Linked DNA regions of Homo sapiens: region 2 is linked to region 1. The links are chromatin contacts, found by Hi-C or POLR2A ChIA-PET in ENCODE. All regions are on one chromosome and are shown on one strand. Each heading gives the region's core, a stretch centred on a gene start or an enhancer-like site at or near the end of the contact. The rest is flanking DNA. Distances are from core to core; before and after follow the strand shown. Region 1 holds the start of DNPH1 (2'-deoxynucleoside 5'-phosphate N-hydrolase 1). Region 2 overlaps TTBK1 (tau tubulin kinase 1).

Region 1 (5,469 bases), core at 796-3,295:
ATTCGAAGGCTTTATCCCAGATGATCAGAACCTGCATTTTTAACAGGCTCCCTCAGATGACACTAAAGACCTGGAGAGCCACCAGGCAGTCTGGATATACCATGAACTAATGAGCTGTAAGCTTCAGGGTCCTCCACTTGCACAGGCCCTTTCCAAACCATCAGCAACTTTGTATTGTGATTTTTGTCTTTTTAAAGAGGTCTCCCAGAATTGCATGAGGTCCCACAAATTGTGGGTCTGCTCTTGGGTAGGATAAGTGGAAACCACTTAAGGTTTTCTGAGCAGAAGCACAAGCATTCAAGATACAATTTTCAAACTGGAAGGATCTGCAAGATTCCAGACCAGCACATCAAATATGCTTTAGAGAAATCCAGCCAGACTCAGCGGCTCATGTCTGTAATCCCAACACTTTGGGAGGCTGAGGCAGGCAGATCACTTGGGCTCAGGAGTTCAAGACCAGCCTGGCCAACATGGCAAAATCCCGTCCCTATAAAAAATACAAAACTTAACCAGGTATGGCGGCACACACCTGTAGTCCCAGCTACTTGGGAGGCTGAGGTGGGAGGATTGCTCAAGCCCGGGAGGCAGAGGTTAGCAGTGAGCTGAGATTTTGCCACTGCACTCCAGCATGGGTAATAGAACAAGACTGTTTCCAAATAAATAACTAAATAAATAGAAAGAGAAAGAAAAACCCAGCAGCCAGGAGCAGAACACAATAATGGCCTGAAAGAGAATATGAGGCCAGCATGGGGGCTCACATCTATAGTCCCAGCACTTCGGGAGGCCTGAGGCGGGAGGATCACTTGAGGCTAGGAGGTCGGGACCAGACTGGGCAACATAGTGAGACTCCCAATCTCTACAGAAAAATTTTGAGCCAGGCATGGTGTCGTGCCCCTGCAGTCCTTGCTAATAGGAGGCTGAGGCTGGAGGATCATGAGTTTAGGAAGCCGAGGCTGCAGTGAGCTATGATCGCACCACTGCACTCCAGCCTGGGCGACAGAGAGGCCCTTGTATCAACAAAACAAAAATGTGAGAGAGGGTAATAGTGAGAACTGGGGTCAGCCAGGTCTAAAAGAGTGCTGATGTCTTCACAGAAAAAGGGGAGGCAGGCCCTGGGCGGTGGCTCCTGTCTGTAATCCCAGCACTTTGGGAGGCCGAGGCGGGCAGATCACCTGAGGTCAGGAGTTCGAAACCAGCCTGACCAATATGGTGAAACACCGTCTCTACTAAAAATACAAAAAGTAGCCGGGTGTGGTGACGCGTGCCTGTAGTCCCAGCTACTCGGGAGGCTGAGGCAAGAGAATCACTTGAACCCGGGAGGTCGAGGTTGCAGTGAGCCGAGATCACGCAACTGCACTCCAGCCTGGGCGACAGAGTGAGATTCCGTTTCAAAAACAAAACAAAACAAAACAAAAAAAGTTGGTGGGGAGGCAGGAGGATACCTTTCGTGTTGGGTGGTGGAAAAGATTCCAGCGGGTGAGGTGGGAACTGAGCCCAAGCAAAGCAGCCCAATCTACCTTCTTTCTGTTGCACCCTACAAACGCTCTGAAAGCAGCTGAAGACAGAGTTCTCCAAGAAGGAACCAAAGGTCAAGATAATGCTGAGTCTGCCTTACACCCGCAGGCTTGCTGGGACCCACGCAGCCCGAGCCCCGGCCCGTTTCCTTCTCGGGCTGGGGCGCTGGATGGAGCACCGGGGTAGGAGGGCGGGCTCCGGGCGCCGGGAGCGCAGCTGCCGGGGGTCGGGGGGGCGGACAGGCCGGGTCCCTGCCACCCCAGCCAGGTCCGCGCCCGCGTCCCCGCGTCCCGCGGCCCCAGGGCCTCACCGCGCGCGCCCAGCTCGGCGGCCGCCACGTGCTCGGTGAGCACTGTCCCGAATCGCCGCAGCCGAGACACGATCCGCTCGTACAGCGTCCTGTCCTCGCGTCCGCCGCGAATGCTCCCGCAGAAGTACAGGGCCGGGCGGCCAGGCTCCCCGCGCTCCCAGCTCTCGCTGCGCCCCGGCACCATGGCAGCAGCCATTCCCCAGCCGCCCGCGCTCTCCGGCGCCAGGGGGCGCCAGCCCGCGGCCACGTGACCCCGCCCGGCCCAGCGCAGAGCCCGGCTGCTGAGTCCACACCTGTGGAATGGGGACGACGAACTGGGAGGATCCAGCCGGGACCCTTTCGGGAACACACCCTTCCTGGACTTGACGTTCGGATGCCTAACACGCACCTTAACTTGACCTTGTCCAGGCAGAACTCGAGGGCTTCCCCACCTCACCCGCTTCTGCTCCCCTCCTCCCCGCCGTCTTCCCCAGCTGCATCCTCCCAGCTGCTCAGGCCCAAGACCCTCGGAGTCATCTGGATCGTTCCCTTTCTCTCAAACTCTGCGTCCCATCCATTGACAACTCGTGTGGATTCGTCCTTCCAAATCTGAAATCTCACGACCGCCTACAGGGCCACCACCCTGGTCTAAGCCTCCTCTGGGCTCTCCACAGCCTCCTAACAGGTGTCCACATGTCGTGAGCTGCTCAAGGTCAGACAGAACCAGGTCCACCCACCTTTGTGTCTGTCCACAAGATCAGGTTTTTACTGATGCTATTTCAATCACAAAAGCTAGGCGTCACACGGAGTTCCCAAGAAGTCAGTTCTCCTTAGGACCACCTGTTCACTCGGTAGTCAGAGCCGCGGGCATGCAAGCTGGAGCCACTCCACAAGTCAGACTGTATTGCAAACCATCCATAGTATTATATGTAAGGATATAAATGTTACAGGTTAAAATTTCACATCAAACACAAGAACATTTAACATCAAGAGAAAAGGGGTTAACGAACCAGTCCAAGGAGAGTGCTGTGGACAGAGTCCCGGCCTGATGGGGATAGTCATCAAGAGCTTGCAAGGAAGAGTCCTTGATTTGGGCAGAGCCTTCAGAGGCAGACACCAGGTGCTGGGCACGAGTGATAGCAAGACTCGGTCTGTTAAGGTGGCCGTGTCTAGCTGCTGAAGTCCTGATCATTTTATGGTCCTTGAGTCCTCTGATGAGGACTTATAGTAAAGGGTGATGCCCTTATCTGGTTGGGTGTTGTCTCCATTGGTTAGGCGAACATCTGGACCCTGTTGGCTTGATGCCTTTTGAAATGTAAGATGAAGTTTTTTAAAACTTTATTTATTTATTTATTTATTATTTTTGGTGACAAGGTCCCTGTCGCCCACACTGGAGTGCAGAGGCACGATCATTGCTCACTGCAGCCTCAAACTCGTGCCTCAAGTTTGAGGGTTCAAGGAATCCTCCCACCTCAGCTTCCTGAGTAGCTAGGACTACAGGCACGTGCCACCATGCTGAGCTAATAAAAAAAAAATTGGCTGGGCTCGGTGGCTCATGTCTGTAATCCCAGCACTTTGGGAGGCCGAGGTGGGCAGATCACGAGGTCAGGAGATCGAGACCATCCTGGCTAACGCGGTGAAACCCCGTCTCTACTAAAAATACAAAAAGTTAGCCAGGCGTGGTGGCACACTCCTGTAGTCCCAGCTACTCCAGAGGCTGAGGCTGGAGAATCGCTTGAACCCGGGAGGCAGAGGTTGCAGTGAGCCAAGATCACGCCACTGCACTCCAGCCTAGGCAACAGAGTGAAACTCCATCTCAAAAAAAAAAAAATTGTAGAGACGAGGTCTCACTATGTTTCCACGGCTGGTCTCAAAACTCCTAGACCCAAGCAATCCCCCTACCTCAGCCTCCCAAAGCGCTGGGATTACAGGCATAAGCGAATGTGCCCAGTGATGGAGTCTTTCTAAGATGGAATTACTTATGTCAAGGGTTCTCTATACACCTCCCCTGGCCCTTCCCTGCTACAGTTTGCTCTCCACTCAGCAGCTTGAGTGATCTAGGTCATGACCCTCCTCTGCTCAAAACCCTCCAGTGGTTCCCATCTCACTTGGGGTAAAAACTGAAAACCTCACAGTAGCTCACAAGGCTCCAGATGATCCTGTCACCCTCTTACTTCCCTAACTCCAGCTTCTATTACTTTCATTCACTTCTCTGCCACCTCACTGGCTTCCTGGCTGTTCCTTAAGCATGTCAGCCATGCCCTTGCCTCAGAGTCTTTGCATTTGCTGTTCCCTCTGCCCGGAACACTGTTCTCCCAGGTAGCTTCCTGGCTCACTCCTCATTTCCTTCAAGTCTTTGTTCACACTTCACCTTCCCTGATCACCCTATTCAATATGGCAGCCCTCCATCCCCCAGTACTCTCTATCACCCTTCCCTACCTTGCCTTTTCTCCTTCTCATACACCATATAACTTATTAATTTTGTTGCATGTTTTTCTATACCTAGTAGAAGGTCGTTCACTGCTGTATTCCTGCTTTCTTTCTTTTCTTTCTTTCCTTCTTTCTCTTTCTTTCTTCTTTCTTTCTTTTTCTTTCTTTCCTTCCTTCCTCCCTCCCGTCCTTCCTTTCCTTCCTTCCTTCCTCCTTCTTTCTTCTTTCTTTCTTTCTTTTTCTTTCTTTCTCCTTCTTTCTTCCTTCTTTCCCCTTCCTTCCTTCCTCTCTCTCTCTTCTTTCTTTCCCTTCCTCCCTCCCTTCCTTCCTCCCTTTCTTTCTTTCTCTTTTTTTCTCTTTCTTTCTTTTCTTTCTTAAGAGATGGTGTCTTGCTCTGTCACCCAGGCTGGAGTGCAGTGTCATGGTCACAGCTCACTGCAGCCTCAAACTCTTAGGATCAAGCAATCCTCCCTCATCATCCTCCTGAATAGCTGGGACTACAGGCGAGTGCCACCATGCCTGGCTAATTTTTTATAGAAATGGGGTCTCACTATGTTGCCCAGGCTTATCTTAAACTCCTGGGCTCAAGCAATCCTCCCACCTCAGCCTCCCAAAGTACTGGGATTACAGGTGTGAGCCACTGTGCCTAGCCTATCCCTGGTTTCTAGAACTATGCCTGGCACATAAGAAACATTTATTAAATATTTGTTGAATGAATGAGTGGTTTAAATGAGAGGATGTATTTCACAGCACTTCACAGTCTGCTCAGCCCTGTAGTAAGTAGGCTGATAGAGGCGGTATCTTCAGGGAGACAGGCAAGCACTCATTGTTCACCAATACTGATTTCATCCTCATTTTATTATGACAATCACAAATATATGACAAAACCTTCAAATGGAACAAGAGAGTATGCAGTGGAAAGAAAGTCCTGAGACCCCAGCCCCACTCCCCAGAGGAAAGCTCCATCAGTGTTTTCTTCCGTATTCTTCCTGAAAGATAAAATACTGAAGTATGCGAGTGCAGAGAAGATGCAACAATATGTATATTTTTAATGCTAAGATACAAAAGGGAGATAGAGATTTCAGAGTATTTCTGCCCACTGCTCTGCTGGGCCCAGCTAGGTATACACGGACCATGGGGCAAACATGAAGACACAGCTGCACACCTGTCCCTCCACCTCCGGGTGCCCTCTCTCACACACACACAAACATGCATACACAGATTAGGAAGGAGGC
Region 2 (5,946 bases), core at 3,193-5,692, 41 kb after region 1:
TCCCTTCCCAGTGACTGAGGGCCAGTCAGTGTCCCTTTCTGGGTCTCCAGGTGAGGGAGCTGAGGTTCTTCCGAGGTTCATCTCTAAAGTTTTTCTTACCTGCAGATTCCTACCTGTGTCCTGGGACTCATCCTCACTTTGGGGAATTCTGGCCAAGCGGGTGGGGAGAGAGAGATTTGGTGGGGTGGGGAAGCACAGGCCGATTCTGTAATCAGTCTCGGGCTCGGGTCCTGCTTGTGACAGGGACTGGCACTACCTATGTCAGCAAGAGATGAGTTGTGTGTGTCTTTGGGGGTGAGGTGTTTGTGGGCCTCGGGTTCCCCACAGTGTATAGAATCGAGGTTGGTTAGCACTCTGCCCCTGTGCATGTGCGTTTGTGTCAGCGGAGCTCGAGCTGTGCACTGGTGGATGGATGTGTCCACATGTATGTGCCTGCATGTGGGTGCACACATTATTGCATTTGTGTAGAATATGCAGCAGGTCTGCAAGTGTGTACAGAACCACAGATGCCTAGAATGTCAAAGCATTTCTATTGATGGTAACAATTGGAGTAATAATTCTAATAATGACAACAATAGTTAGCACTGTCCTAAGCACTTTCATGTTTACATGTATATTCTTCACAACAACACTGTGAACAGGGAATCCTGATTTTAAAAGTAAGAAAACTAAGACTCAGAGAAGCAAAGTTTTTAGCTCAGCTGGTGACCACCAGCTGGTAAGTGTTAGCAACGGGACTTGAACCCAGGCAACTCGTTCCGAGAGCTGAGCTCTGAGCCATTCCGTCTGAGGTCTGTGAATTTTTTTTTTTTCTTTTTTTGAGACGGAGTTTTGCTCTTGTTCCCCAGGCTGGAGTGCAATGGCGTGATCTCGGCTCACTGCAACCTCCACCTCCCAGGTTCAAGCAATTCTCCTGCCTCAGCCTCCCGAGAAGCTGGGATTACAGGCATGCACCACCACCACACCCGGCTAATTTTGTATTTTTAGTAGAGACGGGGTTTCTCCATGTTGAGGCTGGTCTTGAGCTCCTGACCTCAGGTGATCTGCCTGCCTCGGCCTCCCAAATTGCTGGGATTACAGGCGTGAGCCATCGCGCCCAGCCTGAGGTCTGTGAGTTTAACAGAAAACATACAGGCCAGAGAGAGCAGATGGTTTGTGCAGGATCAGAGAGAGCCTGGAGCATGCGTGTGTGTGTGTGTGTGTGTGTGTGTGTGTGTGTGTGTGTGTGTGTGTGTGTGTTCTGTGCATACCCACTGTCTGGGCCATGTCAGCAGGTGTGCCTGTGGCCATGTCAGTGTGCAGGGCAGCCTCTGTGTGTGTCTCTGGATGAACATATGGGGTACAACATGTTTCGCCAAGTACTTCAGGACAGCGGGGTGAAGCAGAGATCTTCCTTCATCAAGGGTAGAGGAGCAGGGAGAAATGGACTGGCCTATTTTTTTCTTCTGTCTTTGGGCTGGCCTGAAGGAAGTGGTGAGCCCAGCCTGGGCCTATGGCAGGACCTCCCAAATCTGGCTGCTTCCTAGAATCACAGTTTTTGGGACTCTCCACCCACAGGCGGAGATTATGCGGCTCAGGGCAGGCAGGAAGTCTCTGCTGAATTCCCTCTTTCCCACCACCTTTTTGGAGGCGCCCTCTCTAGACCTACCTCAATTTTCTCAGTGCCTGATGTGTGAACTTCCTCATAACACCAATCATTTAAACTATGAGCACCTACAACTCTGTCACCTGCACATGTGGGGAACCGGGAGGGAAACAGTGTGAAAGCAGGCACAATTTTAAAGTATCTATTGTTCTTTGGTGATGGTGGGTTTTTTTGTTTTTGTTTTTTTTCTTTTTTCACACCTGGCTTTGTTCTCAAGGAAATTTAAGGTGCAAATTAGGAGTTGCGGGAAAAGCTAGGGCAAGGGTGAAGCAGGCTAGCAAGTGTGTGATCTGGGGGAGGGCTGTTTGCCTGCCTTTACCGGTTGTCTCTGACCGATAGCACAGCAGGTCAGCATGCGCTGAGTACACAGACACTGCCCGGCAGCCACCAAAGCATTTCCCTGCCACGTGCTGGACAGTGTGCTAGGGGCTGGGGGACAAAGATGAATAAAGCTGCCCAGTCCTGCCCTTTTGGAGCTCAAGGTCACAAGCAGTGGGGTGGAGATGCAAAGGTCTAGAAAGATGTTAACAATCCAGGTCCATCAGGGAGATAACAGAGCACTCTTATCTGCTAGAAGCTGGGAGCTTGCAGGGGAGGGAGCTGGAGCGGTCTCACAGAGGTGATATTTCAACTGGTGTTGAAGACAAGTAGGTGGCCACAAGTGGTGCCCAATCTGAAGGGCAAGAGCCCTCTGGGATTCAATGCCATCCTATGAAAATCCTTCTGCCTGGCAGCTGAGCAAACTCTGGCTGGAATGTTAACTCAAGCCACCCACATGTGCTGTGAGAGGGGGCTTTGGGCAATGGTGGTGCCTCTGTCCCTTGGCCTCTCTGGGTGGGCCTTAGACCCCTAACCCTTGGTGCAGATGGGACTAGCTCAGAAGGATCCTAGACTTGGCCAAAAAGAAGCTGAAACGGAAAGCAAGGTGGGAGCAAAGCCAGTCCTATTAGAATGTTCTCCCTCTTCCCTACTCTGCTGGAGGCTCCATGCCAAGTCCCTTGTGCCCCCATGTGACAGCAGCAAGGGATGCTGGGGCTGAGTGTCCCAGGCCCCCTCCTTCCTGGAGGAGCTGGCCCAGGCAGTCCTTGCTGCTGCTGTAAAAGCTATTTCAACTGGCCTCTGTCTCAGGAAGAGAGAGGGTCAGGCTGGGAGAGGTCTGGTAACACCCTGGGCGCCATTTCTACCCCCACATATCTGGGACACTTCCACTTCACTCGGAGGGCATGGGGGCACAGAGCAGGATTCTTCCAGAAGGCGATGAGGCAGCAGTTCTGCCCAGCCCTGTACACAAGCTGCCTGGTGGCTCAGACTTTGAGGGGGCAGGGAAAAAGCCACTTTCAAGAAATGACTTCAGTTTGCCCCTCCTCCTACGAGTCCATCCCTTCCCTCATTTGGAAGAGTGATTTAAAATTAGATACTAAAATAGCTCAGTGAAGAGCACAGCATTTACTCCATGGCGGGTGCTGTTCCAAGTACTGCACATCTTATAACATCGAATCCTCACGACCACCCTTTGAGGTGGGCACCATTATGACCCCCATTTTACAGAGGAGGAAGCTGAGGCTCAGAGAGGTGCAGTAACTTGCTCAAGGTCACTCAGATTTTAAGTGGTGGAGTTGGGATTCAAACACGAGTAATTGGGCTCTAGAGTACCACCTTATGCCGCATGGTCACCCCGATCCCAACACCTCCCTGTGATGGGGCGGGGGTGCCAAGGCGGAGGGTGTACAGGGAAAGTTTCTGAGCCCTAATGAGTAGCACGGAATCTAGCTGGGGAGACATGCCACACACAGCTGTCAACACATGGCAAGGAACTCTCTCAGAGCACACAGCCACGTTCCTGAGAGAAAGGGTTCCCCAGTCCAGAACAACCCTGAGCTAGGTAGGACTAAGCCAGGAAGGCTTCTCGGAGGAGGTGAGTGACCATGGTCTCCTTGCAGAGACCATAGTGTGAGAAGTTCCAGAGAGAAGGAGGAGGGGGAAGGGCGTTGGAGGCCAGAGCCTAGATTCTGAGGCAGGACCTTGGGGCGGGTGGTTTGCACCCTCCTCCACCCTGCCTGACCCCGCCCACTTGCCCGGGACGCCGGCGCCGCAGGGGCTGTGAGCGGTGGGTGGCCCCGGAGACGGAGCTGTCGAGTCTGTGCCTGACACCTCTTTTCCCTCCACTTTCTTGGTCTCTTTCAGTTGGAGGAGGACAGACTCTCGGGGCACTCCCTCCCGCGGTACAGCCCCCTGCGACGACTGGCGTCCTCCGTGTTCTCCTCCTCCACGCTGGAGACGGAGCATTACCCTCACCCCGGCGGCGGCGGCTCCTCGGGCTCCTCCGGTTCCCTCATTCAGCGCAGCCGCTCGGCTGAGAGCAGCCCTGTGCGGGCGCCCCACCGGCGCCACGCGCCCCTCGCTGCTGGCAACCACAGACTCATGCCCTCGGTGCTCCGCATCTCGCGGTCCCAGCTGCAGCAGGTGTGGGCCCGGTTCACCCACAAGACCTAGGCTGGGCCCCCCCCCTCCTGGAGGGGGCAGGTGGGGGGGGGTGGGGAGCAGGCAGAGGACCATGGTTCCTTCCCAGGACGCAATAATCACACACTCACACATCCCATCCCACCCCATCATGCAATACAGCCCCCCTAGAACGTTGGCCCAAGGTACTGTAATACTCCCACCCCAAGCAGAGTCTCCGTCCCACCTCCCCATCAGCTCCCTTTGTAGGTGCCAGCCAAATGGTGCAGGGAGGGGTGGGGCTGGTGGTACAGTTTCCAGGACAGGGCAGGGGCGCTCAGCTGGAGCCACTGATGGGTCCAGAGTCCAGTGGAAAGAGAGGTGTCAGGGAGATGAGGCCTGCAGGGCCAGAGGCACTCTGGTATGGGCTTTGTTCTGTTTAATTTGTGATCTCTTGGCATGGCTGGGTCTGATCCACCCCGAGGGGCTGGCGGGAGGCCAAGACCCTCCTTGCATGGTGTGTGTGTGTGTGTGTGTGTGTGTGTGTGTGTGTGTGTGTGTCCCTGTGTATGGATGGAGGCCAGGACAGCCAGGTTTGGAATGTGGTGGGGAGTGTTTCAATGCTCAGTGATCGGGGGAGGAGCCCTGTGACCTAGCGAGACTTTCTCAGGCCATCATCATTGAGGACAGAGTTCTCTCCTCACACATCTTACCCCAGGAAGGCTCAGTCCATGGTAGGCTGCCCCTCCCCCAAGACACCTGTGCCATCACTCCCTGGTAGGATTGGGTGTCTGTCCTCGGCTCCTCAGGAACTGAGGATGGATGAGAGGGGCCTGGGATCCACCTCCCAAGGCAGGCTGGAACTGAGCAACGAGGAGACCCAGCTTAGAAGCAGTGGCAGCTAAGGTGGTTGTTAAGGATGACGTGAGAAACCATGTGCTTGTCAGCAAAACCAGTGTCTCAGGACAAATCCCAGGCGGGAGCAGCCCCACCTCTGCCCTTCTCAGAAGGTGACTCCTTCCTGTAGGTGCTCGGTCAGCCCCAAGGGCGGTGGTGAAGACACAGCAGAAGAGAGGCAGGTTGGATAGGGATCTGGACACTTGGGAGTGGGGAAGTGTCAGGATGCCAGCTTGCGCCTGCCTCTTCTGCCCATTTCTCAGCCCCCAACCTTCACTGCAGGGAGCCCAAGTTTCCCTTTATTCATCCTGCCCATGTCAGCCAGCACCTCTGTTCCCCTGGGGAATGCGGTAGTAGTGAAGTGGGTACTAGAAAGGGCCGTGCCTGTATGGGGAGGGGAGGAGGCCCAAAGATTTGCAAAATGTTTATTTCAGTGAGACTGTGTCTGTATGTTTGCTTGTGTGCATGCGCGTACACTTGTGCATAAGAGTGTGCTTACGAATGAGCGTTTGTGCATGTGGAAGGGCTGCCATGGATGAATGCTCAGGCTGTGCACTGTGTAATTCCAGGAAGTGCCATTTACATAGACCTCAATGTGACTGGCACGTGCGCAAGTTGCACAGTGCTGTATGAGTGTGTGTATGCACATGTGTGTTAGGGAGCCAGAAAGATGTCTATGCAGTCATTGGTAGTTTCCTATGTAGCTACTCTCATCCCAGCTTCACTCTTCTACCCCTCTCTCCCTGTAACCTCTGCTTGGCCCATCAATTCCCCAGATGTCTCTGGTTAGAGTAGAGGCCTCAGGGCCCTGGCCCCTGCCTGGGGGTGCCATAAGTGTGGTGGGCAGTGCCCTGGAGCCAAACTGTCCACACAGAGGGCCACCATTGTGGTATGGCTCATCCACACCATTCACATAAGCCACTCCATAGTCACACACTCCTTTCCCCAAAATCTTTCTTTGTAAG

Evidence for each region. A loop is a pair of places that touch in the nucleus more often than their neighbours do. ChIA-PET counts read pairs that join two places held with the same protein, here RNA polymerase II (POLR2A). Pooled maps may share reads with other maps.
Region 2: a map with no recorded cell type shows a loop between it and region 1 (3-fold over the local background). The contact joins the enhancer-like site here to the promoter of DNPH1 in region 1. A Hi-C loop is called at or near these places in 2 of 168 maps with a recorded cell type or tissue (Caco-2 and naive thymus-derived CD4-positive, alpha-beta T cell), 2 of 37 single-sample maps with no recorded cell type and 8 of 50 pooled maps. POLR2A ChIA-PET finds 5 or more read pairs at or near these places in 9 of 52 experiments (Caco-2, GM10248, HCT116 and 5 more).

Annotation. Positions count from the first base shown.
Region 1 is chr6:43,227,436-43,232,904 of GRCh38, forward strand. It overlaps DNPH1 (2'-deoxynucleoside 5'-phosphate N-hydrolase 1), which reads right to left and starts at 2,046. Exons shown (of 4, transcript NM_006443.3): 1 at 1,826-2,046. The coding sequence starts at 2,021. RefSeq lists silencers at 1,655-1,844, 1,905-2,344 and an enhancer at 1,828-2,327.
Region 2 is chr6:43,265,814-43,271,759 of GRCh38, forward strand. The region is part of intron 13 of TTBK1 (tau tubulin kinase 1); the gene reads left to right. Among named protein-coding and RNA genes, the nearest start is that of TTBK1, 25 kb to the left of the region's middle. Within about 2 kb of position 4,443, at least 8 of the 41 ENCODE cell types and tissues checked have a DNase peak (open chromatin) inside an H3K27ac peak, as active enhancers do.